2 separate regions of the Homo sapiens genome follow, and region 1 is linked to region 2. Evidence: chromatin contacts called from ENCODE Hi-C or POLR2A ChIA-PET data. All regions are on one chromosome and are shown on one strand. The core of a region is the stretch at or near the end of the contact, and the rest is flanking DNA. Distances in the headings are between cores, read along the strand shown.

Region 1 (5,115 bases), core at 1,409-3,908, 60 kb after region 2:
GGGCTTTCATGACAGATGTGTTAATCTACCCCTTCTAGTGATTATGTGGAAATAAAAGAAAGGTTATTCTGTTTTAAAGTAAAATTTTATCATTATATCCATCAGGTTCGCTAGACAAATTAGAAGAGTTAAATTGAAAAAGCCAGAGATTTCACAAATTCACAAATTTCTGAATAGGTGCTACAAAAAACAAACAAACAAACAAACAAGCAAACCAAAAAAACTGCTTTTAGTTTAGCTACTTGTCCCATGAGAAGAAAACAAATCTGTTAAAAGTTACTAATTACTGTCACAGTATAAACAAAAGATTGTCCTTTTCTTCCAGAGTAACGACCGTTTATCTTATAGTTTGCCACAATGGCAAGCACTAGGCCACCTACCTTACAAACATCATTTCTTTTGTTGTTGTTCAGACGAAGTCTGGCTCTATTGCCCAGGCTGCAGGCGCAGTGGCGTGATCTCCACTCACTGCAACCTCCGCCTCCCTGGCTCAGGAGATTCTCATGCCTCAGCCTCCTGAGTAGCTGGGATTACAGGTGCCCACCACCATGCCTGGCTAATTTTTGTGTTTTTAGTAGAGATGGGGTTTCACCATATTTACCAGGCTGGTCTCAAACTCCTGATTTCAAGCGATCCGCTCACCTCAGCCTCCCAAAGTGCTCGGATTACAGGCCTGAGCCACTGTGCCTGGCCAACACCATTTCCATTAACTCTCACAACAACACTTTCTCTTTTTTTTTTTTTTTTTTTTGAAACTGAGTCTTGCTCTGTTGCCCAGGCTGGAATGCGATCTCGGCTCACTACAACCTCCGCCTCTCAGGTTCAAGTGATTCTCCTACCTCAGCCACCTGAGTAGCTGGAATTACAGGCGCCTGCCACCACGCCTGGCTAATTTTTGTATTTTCAGTAGAGACGGGGTTTCGCCATGCTGGCCAGGCTGGTTTCGAACTCCTGGCCTCAAACAATCCACCCGCCTCGGCCTCCCAAAGTGCTGGGATTACAGGCGTGAGCCACCACGCCCGGGCCACAACAACAATTTCAAGAGGACTCTTTGTCCCATCTTAAAGTTAAGAAACTTAGGTTTAGAAAGAGTAAGGTTCCAAACGCCAAGTAAGTGGAGCCAGGAAGTAAAACCCATCACTGCCTCCCAGGAAGGCTGCATTTATGGACCTTCAAAGGCTTATCGCCATAACTAAAAATCAACTGGAGGCCAGGCGCAGTGGCTCACACCTGTAATCTCAGCATTTTGGAAGGCTGAGGCATGCGGATCACCTGAGGTCAGGAGTTCGAGACCAGCCTGGACAACATGGTGAAACCCCGTCTCTACTAAAAATACAAAAATTAGCCCAGCGTGGTGGCGCACACCTGTAGCCCCAGCTACTCACGAGGCTGAGGCAGGAGAATCGCTTGAACCCAGGAGGCAGAGGTTGCAGTGAGCCGAGATCACGTCACTGCACTCCAGCCTGGGTGACAGAGCGAGACTCTATCTCAAAAAAATAAAAATAAAAATCAACTGGAGAAGGAAAGGGGGTTGGGGAGCATCCTCTGAATATATAAAGGCAGCCATTCATTGTAGGAGAGGAGGTAGAAGGAAATGCTGTTTGTCGATGGTTCTTTTCCAGAGAGGAAGAGAGGAGAAAGGAAGAGCGGGGAGCAGGTGGGGAGCCCGCAGTAAGACCCCACAGTGGGGCCAGGTGGTCTTGCACCCTGTATTCCCACTTTGGCTGGGGCCAGCCCAGAGTCCAGGCCAGCAGGTAATGCCCCAGCCATGCCCACTCGGTCCTATTGGATCCAACCTTTCCCTGCGTGGTACCAAACCTAAAGCCAGCTTCCCTCTCCTTGCAAAACAAAACCCCAAAGCTGGCACCACTGCTTCTCTGCCTCCTCACCAAAAGGTTTTCATGATGTCATGACATTAGTTTAAACCTAAAACTAAATGTATGTTTTATTTTAAAAAATAATAATTCCATGAAAAACTCCTGAAGTGCTTACAATGGAGACGTACAAAAAAATTGATTCGGGAATCAGCAGTGTGAGGGGGAGACGGCTTAATCTCTTCTATTTAAAGGCTTCTGGAACTTCACGGGGGCTCTGGGACAGGGGCGTGTTTAGAAAAAAGGCAGGATGTGTCAGATTTCTTCTGACTCTTCCTCCCCGGGGGAGCAGGAGCCAATTGCTTGCTTTCTCTTAAAACTAGTCCACACAGCCCCAAACCAAGTTCCCGGGAAATGGCCAGCCCAAAAATCCTGTTTCCCTGGAGATGTACCGTGCTTTACAGTGCAGGAAACGGGGACAGTACAGGCTGGCAAATCCTATTTCTGAAAGAGCATCCCACACACGGAGGAGGTTCGCTCTCCATCTCCATCGCCACCAGGAAGAATGAGGTAAAAAGCAGGAGGAGGCTCCGTTTGTCACGGGAAGATTCTCCGACTCAAACCTCCCACGTGCAATCGCTGCCTCCCGCGCCCGCCCCCTCACCTTGTTCGTGAGGTAAGAAGCCAGGTAGCAGGTACAAAAGGTGAGGCCGACCAGAGACCTCCTCACGCACATCTGTCAACTCGTCCCCTTCTCGGGGATCCACGGTGCCTGCCCAAATCCCCTGGCCGCCGCCCGACCCCCGCAGCAGCAGCAGCGGCAGCGGCAGCAGCCGCCCAGAGACGGCCACGTGGCTCCGAGCTCCGCCAATCAGCGCGGGGACCGCCCCCGGCGTCTGCCTTCTTAAAGGGGCCGCGCCCTCGAAGGACGGTCATTCTTCTTTTATTTTTTATTTTTTATTTTTTTATCTTCTTTTAAAGAGTAGAAAGTGGCAGAAGAGGAAAAAAGCATACCGCAGTTCACAATACCCCATCAGTGTTTAAAGAAAAATGTTCATCGCTATCTCTAAACTATGAGACCAAAATATTACCCGTGCTTCACTGAATTTTCCCAATTTTCTCCACTGAGTCTGTAGCGCTTTGGCAAATGACACAAAAAAGGTAACAGCAACAAATGTTCACTTAAAAGAGGGAAGGTGAAGGAAGAAGGAACTGGAATTGAGTATAGGTTTTTTGAGTTTTGTTTGTATTTAAAGTCATTCCATTCTCTTGACATTTCTATAAAATAAGAACCCTTTCCCAAGCACAGCCCCTATTCCTATTCCTATTCCTAGTCTATAGGGTGGAAAACTGGACTCATGAGGCTTCCGGCAAATGTTAGTAAACATGCAAGAAAACCTATTGATGGACTTGGACAATAGCAAAAAGTGCCAGTGTTCTCTGCCTGTAGAAACACACAGATTTTCAGAAACACCCACACACGGGGAAACCATCACTCTTAAGCCACAGCAAAAGTCCTCCTGGCTCTCGGTGCTGGAGCAGTGGATGGAAAACGACACACCAACCCTTATGTAATTTTTCTGTTTTTCAGAAGCATGCCTTGTTTCTCTCTGCTCCCTCCAGCATTGAGGGAGGGCTGACCTCGGCTTGTCCCCTTGAAGCCACTCCCCAGCCACCACTGTCTCATCGCAGTCCTTTGCCTCTGCTCACTTTTCCACAGGTCTCTTCCTGGGCCTGCTGGTTGGTCTGCAGAGGGGACCAACATAGAGATGGAGGTAGGCTGGTCACCCCTTCCCTCCCTTTTCTCCCACAGTCTCCTTCAAACCACTTGTACAGATGGGTATAGCTTTCTCTACCAAGACTGGATGATATGGTTTGGCTGTGTCCCCAAATCTCATCTTGAATGGTAGCTTTCATAATTCCCACATGTTATGGGAAGGACCTGGTGGCAGATAATTGAATCATGGGGGCAGTTTCCCCCATATTCGTCTCGTGGTAGTGAATAAGTCTCCCCAGAGCTGATGGTCTTATAAGGGGAAACCCCTTTCGCTTGGCTCTCATTTTTTCTCTCTTGCCTGCCACCATGTAAGACGTGCCTTTTGCCTTCCACCATGATTATGAAGCCTCCCCAGCCCCGTGGAACTGTGAGTCCATTAAACCTCTTTTTCTTTATAAATTACCAAGTCTCGGGTAAGTCTTTATCAGCAGCGTGAAAACAGACTAGTACACTGGGTTATTAAAAAGCAAAAATACAGAACAGGAAGAGAGGAGATGAAGCTTCAAATGCACTAAATTTTCCTCTCCATAGAAATAAAATCATGTAAGAAGTTAACACTTCACAAGGAGGCCCCTTCACAAGCCTACACTCGCTTCTCACCTATCACTCTTGCCCCAGAGTTTGTGTCTCCCTCTCCAAAACACCAATCTTTAACGACAATTTAAAAAGATCATTGTGGCCAGGCGCGGTGGCTCATGCCTGTAATCCCAGCACTTTGGGAGGCCGAGGCAAGCAGATCACGAGGTCAGGAGATCGAGACCAACGTGGCTAACATGGTGAAACCCCGTGTCTACTAAAAAAATACCAAAAAAATTAGCCGGCCGTGGTGGCGAGCGCCTGTAGTCCCAGGTACTCGGGATGCTGAGGCAGGCGAATGGCGTGAACTTGAGAGGCGGAGCTTGCAGTGAGCCAAGATCGTGCCACTGCACTCCAGCCTGGGAGACAAAGTGAGACTCCGTCTCAAAAAAAAAAAAAAAAAAAAAAAAATCATTGTAACAAGACTAATAGAGATTTATAAAAGAAAAATTAGCAAACCAATACCACACTCTTAACCACTCACATAACCAATACCAACAGGTTGGTGTATCCTTCTACACCTTCCTCCGTATTCACATATCAACATATACCCATTTGTAATTTGTTGCCTCACGAAAATGGATCTAGCTATTCACATTGCTAAACAACTTACTTTTACAACTACAGGTCAACACATAGAGATTTAATTTTTTAAAAAAGCTGCAGGCATTCCATAGTATGGATATACCGTAATGTATTCAACCATTCTGCTGTTGACATAATTATGTTGTTTCTAGTCTTTTGCTACAACAAACAAGGCTATAATAAACATCTTTGTACATATGTCTTTACCTCCTGCTGGTTTAATTTCTGTAGAATAGATTCCCAACAGGAGGATTGCAGAATCACAGCGTGTGTGTATTTTCTTAAATCATTACTTTCCACTTCCCTTTACTTTCTGCCTGTGGGAATCCTACTTACATCTAGCTCTTCTCAAGCACTTCAGGC
Region 2 (5,372 bases), core at 1,813-4,312:
GTTATAAAAGATAGTATTGTGCCAGGTATGGTGGCTCATACCTGTAATCCCAGCACTTCAGGAGGCCAAGGCGGGCAGACCACTTGAGTTCAGGAGTTTGAGCCCAGCCTGGCCAATATGGTAAAACCCCTTTTCTACTAAAAGCACAAAAATTAGCCAGGCGTGGTGGCACATGCCTATAGTCCCAGCTACTCAGGAGGCTGAGGCAGGAGAATCACTTGAACCCGGGAGGCAGAGGTTTCAGTGAGCCAAGATGGCACCACTGCACTCCAGCCTGGGCAACAAAACGAGACTCCATCTCAAAAAAAAAATAAAAATAAAAATAAATAAATAAATAATAATAATAATAATATTGTGGCCAGATAATAAGTGGCAACATTTGAACATGGACTCAATATTAAATAACAGTATCATATCAGATGTTATTTTCTAAATTCAATGACTGCACTTTGGTTATCTAAGGGATGGTTGTTTTTAGGAGACACAGTATTTAGTATTTAGAAGTGGAGTCATGACCTCTACAACTTATTCTCAAATGATTCAGAAAAAATAAGAGCAAGAATAATATCTACATTATCATATATTTATGTGATATTTATGTATGTTTATGCATGTGTATACATATATACATTGAGATAGCAAGAAAGCAAATGCAAAAAATGTTACCAATGGGTGAATCTTGGTGAAGAATACATGAGAGCTCACTGTAATATTCTTGCAACTTTTCTGTAGGTTTAAACTTTTCCCCCCGTAAAATGTTTTATTAGAAAAATCTCTTATACATACTAAAATATTTACAGATGAAATGCTAGGGTGCCTGGAATAAATACTGAGCAAGGCAGTGGGTGGGGCCAGAAGCTGAAAATGGCTGAAGCTGGGAACTGGGTACACAGGACTTCATTCATTACATTATTCTGTTTACTTTGATATGTCTTTAGAAATTTTCACCGTAAAGCAATTTTTAAAAATTCTTGCTCAAAAAAGTAACACTGCCAAACACAGATATTTTCAGGAAGCTATCCTCACTCATTAGAAAGTCAATTTGGAGCTGGTTCAGTAATCCCTGGTTTACGGCCTATTCCTTCTGAGTTTCATATGCCAAAAGCTCTTGCCTCTAGCTTTCCCCACTCTCTCCTCCTAAAAGAAGGCGCCAGAAAGCATAAAACCCAAATTATCACTTAGTCTCTCTCCTCTTTCCATTTTATAGAGGCAACATATATATAGTGCCCCTTAACTACTGACTATTCCATCAGGCAGCAAACAGCAAAGGATCAAAGGCGTGAACAAAAGCACCGAATACAATGTTTTCACTTTCAGGGAACTTTGCCATATGCCATCTCCCACCAACACAGATTCTGTATTCTACATAGAGACTACATGTTTTTATATGTACACATAAACATATATATCTAACACACAACAACTTGGCATGTGTAATCTTAGTACACTGAAAACAGTGGTGCTGATCAATTCTGACAGTCCTCACTGCTGTAACCATGTGTAGATGTCACTGTACCCAATGGACCAGCACTGACCGGCTGGGCCAGAGGCAGGAGGACTGGCAGAGGGGCCCTCGGAGCTGAGGCCCCAGAGCCTTGGGAAGGTCAGGACAACATGGAGCAGCCTGAGGCTCAGGACACTTCTCTACCTCAGCCTGCCCTACTCCTATAGCCTTGCTGACTTTCAAGGCACCCCAACACACAAATGACCTAGAGAAGAATCCAAGGCAAACAGTGGGGTGAGTGGAGAAGAGACTGTCAGGGGAGCTTCTTGGGGCTGCCCAGGAACAGGCAGGTTTTGTGGTGGGAGGAGAGGAGAATCCTGATATCCTGATGGGTTTGGTGTCTACCTACAGTGAAAGGCTTTATAGAATAGAGGATGCTTCCCCATCCATGGAGAATGAGCATCAGAGATCACCCCAAACAGACAACCTCTTGGAACTGTGGAAGATGGGGGATACCCAAGGGTGAGACACCTGCCTGCCTTCCCACCCCACCTGGCCTCAAGCAGTACCTGATTACATCAGGTATCATGAGCTTTACCGCCTCTCTTTGACACCTGCTAGTCTCCTTTTAAACAGGAGGATAGTCTTGAAGTTTGGTTTTGTCTTGTTCTTTCAAGGTGCAACCTGTAATAAAGGAATAAAAGGAGGGTGGGGGATTGGATGAAAGCCCAGAAATATCTGCAGTAGAAATCCTAAATCCATCTATCAAAGCACCTCTGTTGGTTTTCTGTCTCCAGGACTGAGCTGCTTGGCCTGCAGAGGAAGCGGGAAGCAGTCAGATGCAAGGCACCCAGGTTAGAATTCAAATGCTGCAGGCACCGGGGTCTGCATGACAGGACGGCCCAGTTTACGCTGTAGCTGAGGAAACTGAGGCAAAGAGGACGAGGAAAGCTGCCCACAATCACCCTGCTATGGCCCAGGACTGCAGTTCAGATCCCAGGACTTCCAGGCTGGTGCTTTTTCCACCACGGAAAATATTAAAGACTAAATAAACTACAAACATTACTTTTAAATTTTTAAGTCATTTCCATGTTTTTCATTTTCATTCTCCATCAGTATTACACAACTGTTAGTAAAGTTTTGGGCATCAATGACTGAAATCTAGCACAGGTTGGTTCTGGTGTTTTCTCTTTTGGAATAAAATATTTCAGAAAGAAAAGAAAAACACAAGAAATTTTAGACTAAGACACAAATTAGGGATATATGAATGTTTATAATAAATTCTTCTGCCACCTCTTAGAGTATGAATCTTGAACAGTTTATCATTCAAGTTAAAAATAGGTTAAATCTTATATTATGGCTTTTTGGGGGGAGGGCAGTAAACTTACCTACAGATCTTTGCAGGAGATGTTTTCTGCATAAAAGTAAAGAAACATACAATTAGACTTTTAAAACTTTTTAAATTCCTCTTAAAAGGAAACATTTTGATCAAGAGGCAAATAAATTATGAGTAGATTTATCAAGAGCTTAACAGCTTGCTGCACTTTAGTATTTATTGAGGCTTTTTCTGCTTGGGCCAAATGAAGGATGACTCAGAATTCCAGAGTTGAGTCACTTCAGCAAAGTACTTTCACCATTAGAATGATGTTTACTCGTGAAAGATAAAATGACGCTGGGGCTGTGTCTTCAAAAATCTTACATGCTAAGAAGAGGAGAGAGAAAGAAATAGATGTAACCTGTATTTTAAAAAGCAATTAAGCTCTTGTTCTATCTATCCATTTATCTATCTATCTAGTATCACTCTGTTGCCCTGGCTGGAGTGCAATGACATGGTCACTGCAGCCTCAAACTCCTGGGCTCAAGCAATCCTCCCACCTCAGCCTCCTGAGTAGCTAGGACTACAGGCATGAGCCACCATGTATGGCTACTCTTTCTTTCTTTCTTTTTTTTTTTTTCATTTTTGTAGCAGCAGGATCTCACTATGTTGCTCAGTGGTATTGAATTCCTGGCCTCAAGCGATTCTCCTGCCTCAGCCTCCTAAAGCACTGGGATTACAGGCGTGAGCCACTGCACCCAACCTCAACTTCTATTTTAGTTCTGTCTCTTTAAATATTCCATTCACTAATCCAGCTGACTCAGAGCAGTCCTATAAACTATCTGGTGTGATATGAAAATTAAAAAACAGAAAAAAGGAGAAGGGACATTTTACTCCATCCCGAGAGACAAGGGAAAAAAAGGCAGACTGGAGGAATATAAACTTGGCATTTAAATTACCTGTAATGAAGACATTCTGATTTGGACTCACCCTTATAATTCCTTTTGATGAGTCAGTTTAATGAAATCAGACTTTTGTACTGAGAACTCATTTGTACATGTTAGCAGAGAGTAACATGTTAGCAGAGGGTGACACAGATTTTTCTTCTATATTTGATAGAGGAAATGAACAGGTACAATTAAACTTTTGATTAATTCTAAACATTTCAGAAGGATTATTCTGCTAGCTGGGAACAAACTACAATTTTTGATGCTAGTTCAGGCAGTGTGAAGTATGAACATATTGTTTAGACGTGAAGCGCTGACAAGAGAAACATGTGGCTTACTACAAAGGCTACCTTAAGTTTTCATGTGTGCCTAAATAATAAAGTTTCCCCTGTTTTAATGAACAGATTCTATTTTTGCAACTTTAGACTCTAATCTTGATCTTTGTCCAACCCTGCCTCTGCAGAGCACAGGACGCGAGGCCAACCGTGCTGTACTGCCATCTGCTGGGAAGTTAGCCCTCAAGAGCTGAAAGGAGGAGGGCAAAGGTGATCTGGCTCACACCTGCGTAACTGCCCCCGGTATGATAAATGTGTTACTCAAAAATTCTTTTTTTTTTTTTTTTGAGCCAGAGTCTTGCTCTGTTGCCCAGGATGGAGTGCGGTGGCGTGATCTTGGCTCACTGCAACCTCTGCCTCCTGGGTTCAAGCGATTCTCCTGTCTCAGCCTCCCAAGTAGCTGGGATTACAGGTGTGTGCCACCATGCCCAGCTAATTTTTGTATTTTTAGTAGAGATGGGGTTTCACCATGTTGGCCAGGCTGGTCTTGAACTCATGGCCTCAAGTGATCTGCCTGCCTTTGCCCCCCAAAGTGTTGGGATTACTGGCTTGAACCACCATGCCCAGCAGTTACTCAAAATAGAGCTAAATGTAACCAAAACCTCAACAGCCTAGTGTAAGAGCAGAAATTGAGAGGAGGGACTAAAGGGATGCTCTTCCACTTCTGTGAATAGCATGTTCACCCAGTAACTTCCAGGGCTAATGTTTCAGGCCAAAAGAAAAGGCCCCTTCCATGGAGGGGAGTAAAAGAGCACACAGATCCTGGGATACAGAGAGTAAAAACAGGCAATATGTTCATTACTTAGCTCCATCTCCCAGGGCTCTGGATATGACTGAGTTCATGGCAGTCATTTTCCTTTTCAGGATACTCAGTCCAAAATAACCTAGCAACAAGTCCTACTGAGGTCTCAGGGTTCTAAATGGGTTATTATAACTCCTCAAAAGTCATGCTGCCAAAGGGCTAGGGGTGGTGGCTCATGCCTGTAATCCCAGCACTTGGGGAGGCCGAGGAGGGCAGATCACTTGAGGTCAGGTGTTCAAGACCAGCCTGGACAACATGGCGAAACCCCGTCTCTACTAAAAATATCAAAAATTAGCCAGGTGTGGTGGCGCACACCTGTAATCTCAGCTACTCGGGAGGCTGAGGCAGGAGAATCGCTTAGAACCGGGAGGCGGAGATTGCAGTGAACTGAGATCACGCCACCGCACTCCAGCCTGGGCGACAGGGTGAGGCGGTCTCAAAAACAAAACAAAAAAAAGAAGTCATGCTGCCAAAATTAACAATAAATAGCTGACATTCCTCTGGGTTAGCTAACTGAACTGTGAGGGCT

The links. Hi-C counts contacts between places; a loop is a spot of excess contacts on that map. ChIA-PET counts read pairs that join two places held with the same protein, here RNA polymerase II (POLR2A). Pooled maps may share reads with other maps.
Region 1: a pooled map shows a loop between it and region 2 (3-fold over the local background). The contact joins the promoter of SLC35D4 here to the enhancer-like site in region 2. A Hi-C loop is called at or near these places in 4 of 50 pooled maps. POLR2A ChIA-PET finds 5 or more read pairs at or near these places in 4 of 52 experiments (H1, MCF 10A, WTC11 and 1 more).

Annotation. Positions count from the first base shown.
Region 1 is chr18:23,435,303-23,440,417 of GRCh38, forward strand. SLC35D4 (solute carrier family 35 member D4) reads right to left here and starts at 2,659. Exons shown (of 15, transcript NM_032933.6): 1 at 2,479-2,659. The coding sequence starts at 2,550. RefSeq lists a silencer at 2,688-2,787.
Region 2 is chr18:23,374,814-23,380,185 of GRCh38, forward strand. It overlaps SLC35D4 (solute carrier family 35 member D4), which reads right to left. Exons shown (of 15, transcript NM_032933.6): 6 at 2,833-2,858. Among named protein-coding and RNA genes, the nearest start is that of SLC35D4, 60 kb to the right of the region's middle. RefSeq lists enhancers at 1,634-2,133, 3,341-3,470. Within about 2 kb of position 3,063, at least 9 of the 41 ENCODE cell types and tissues checked have a DNase peak (open chromatin) inside an H3K27ac peak, as active enhancers do.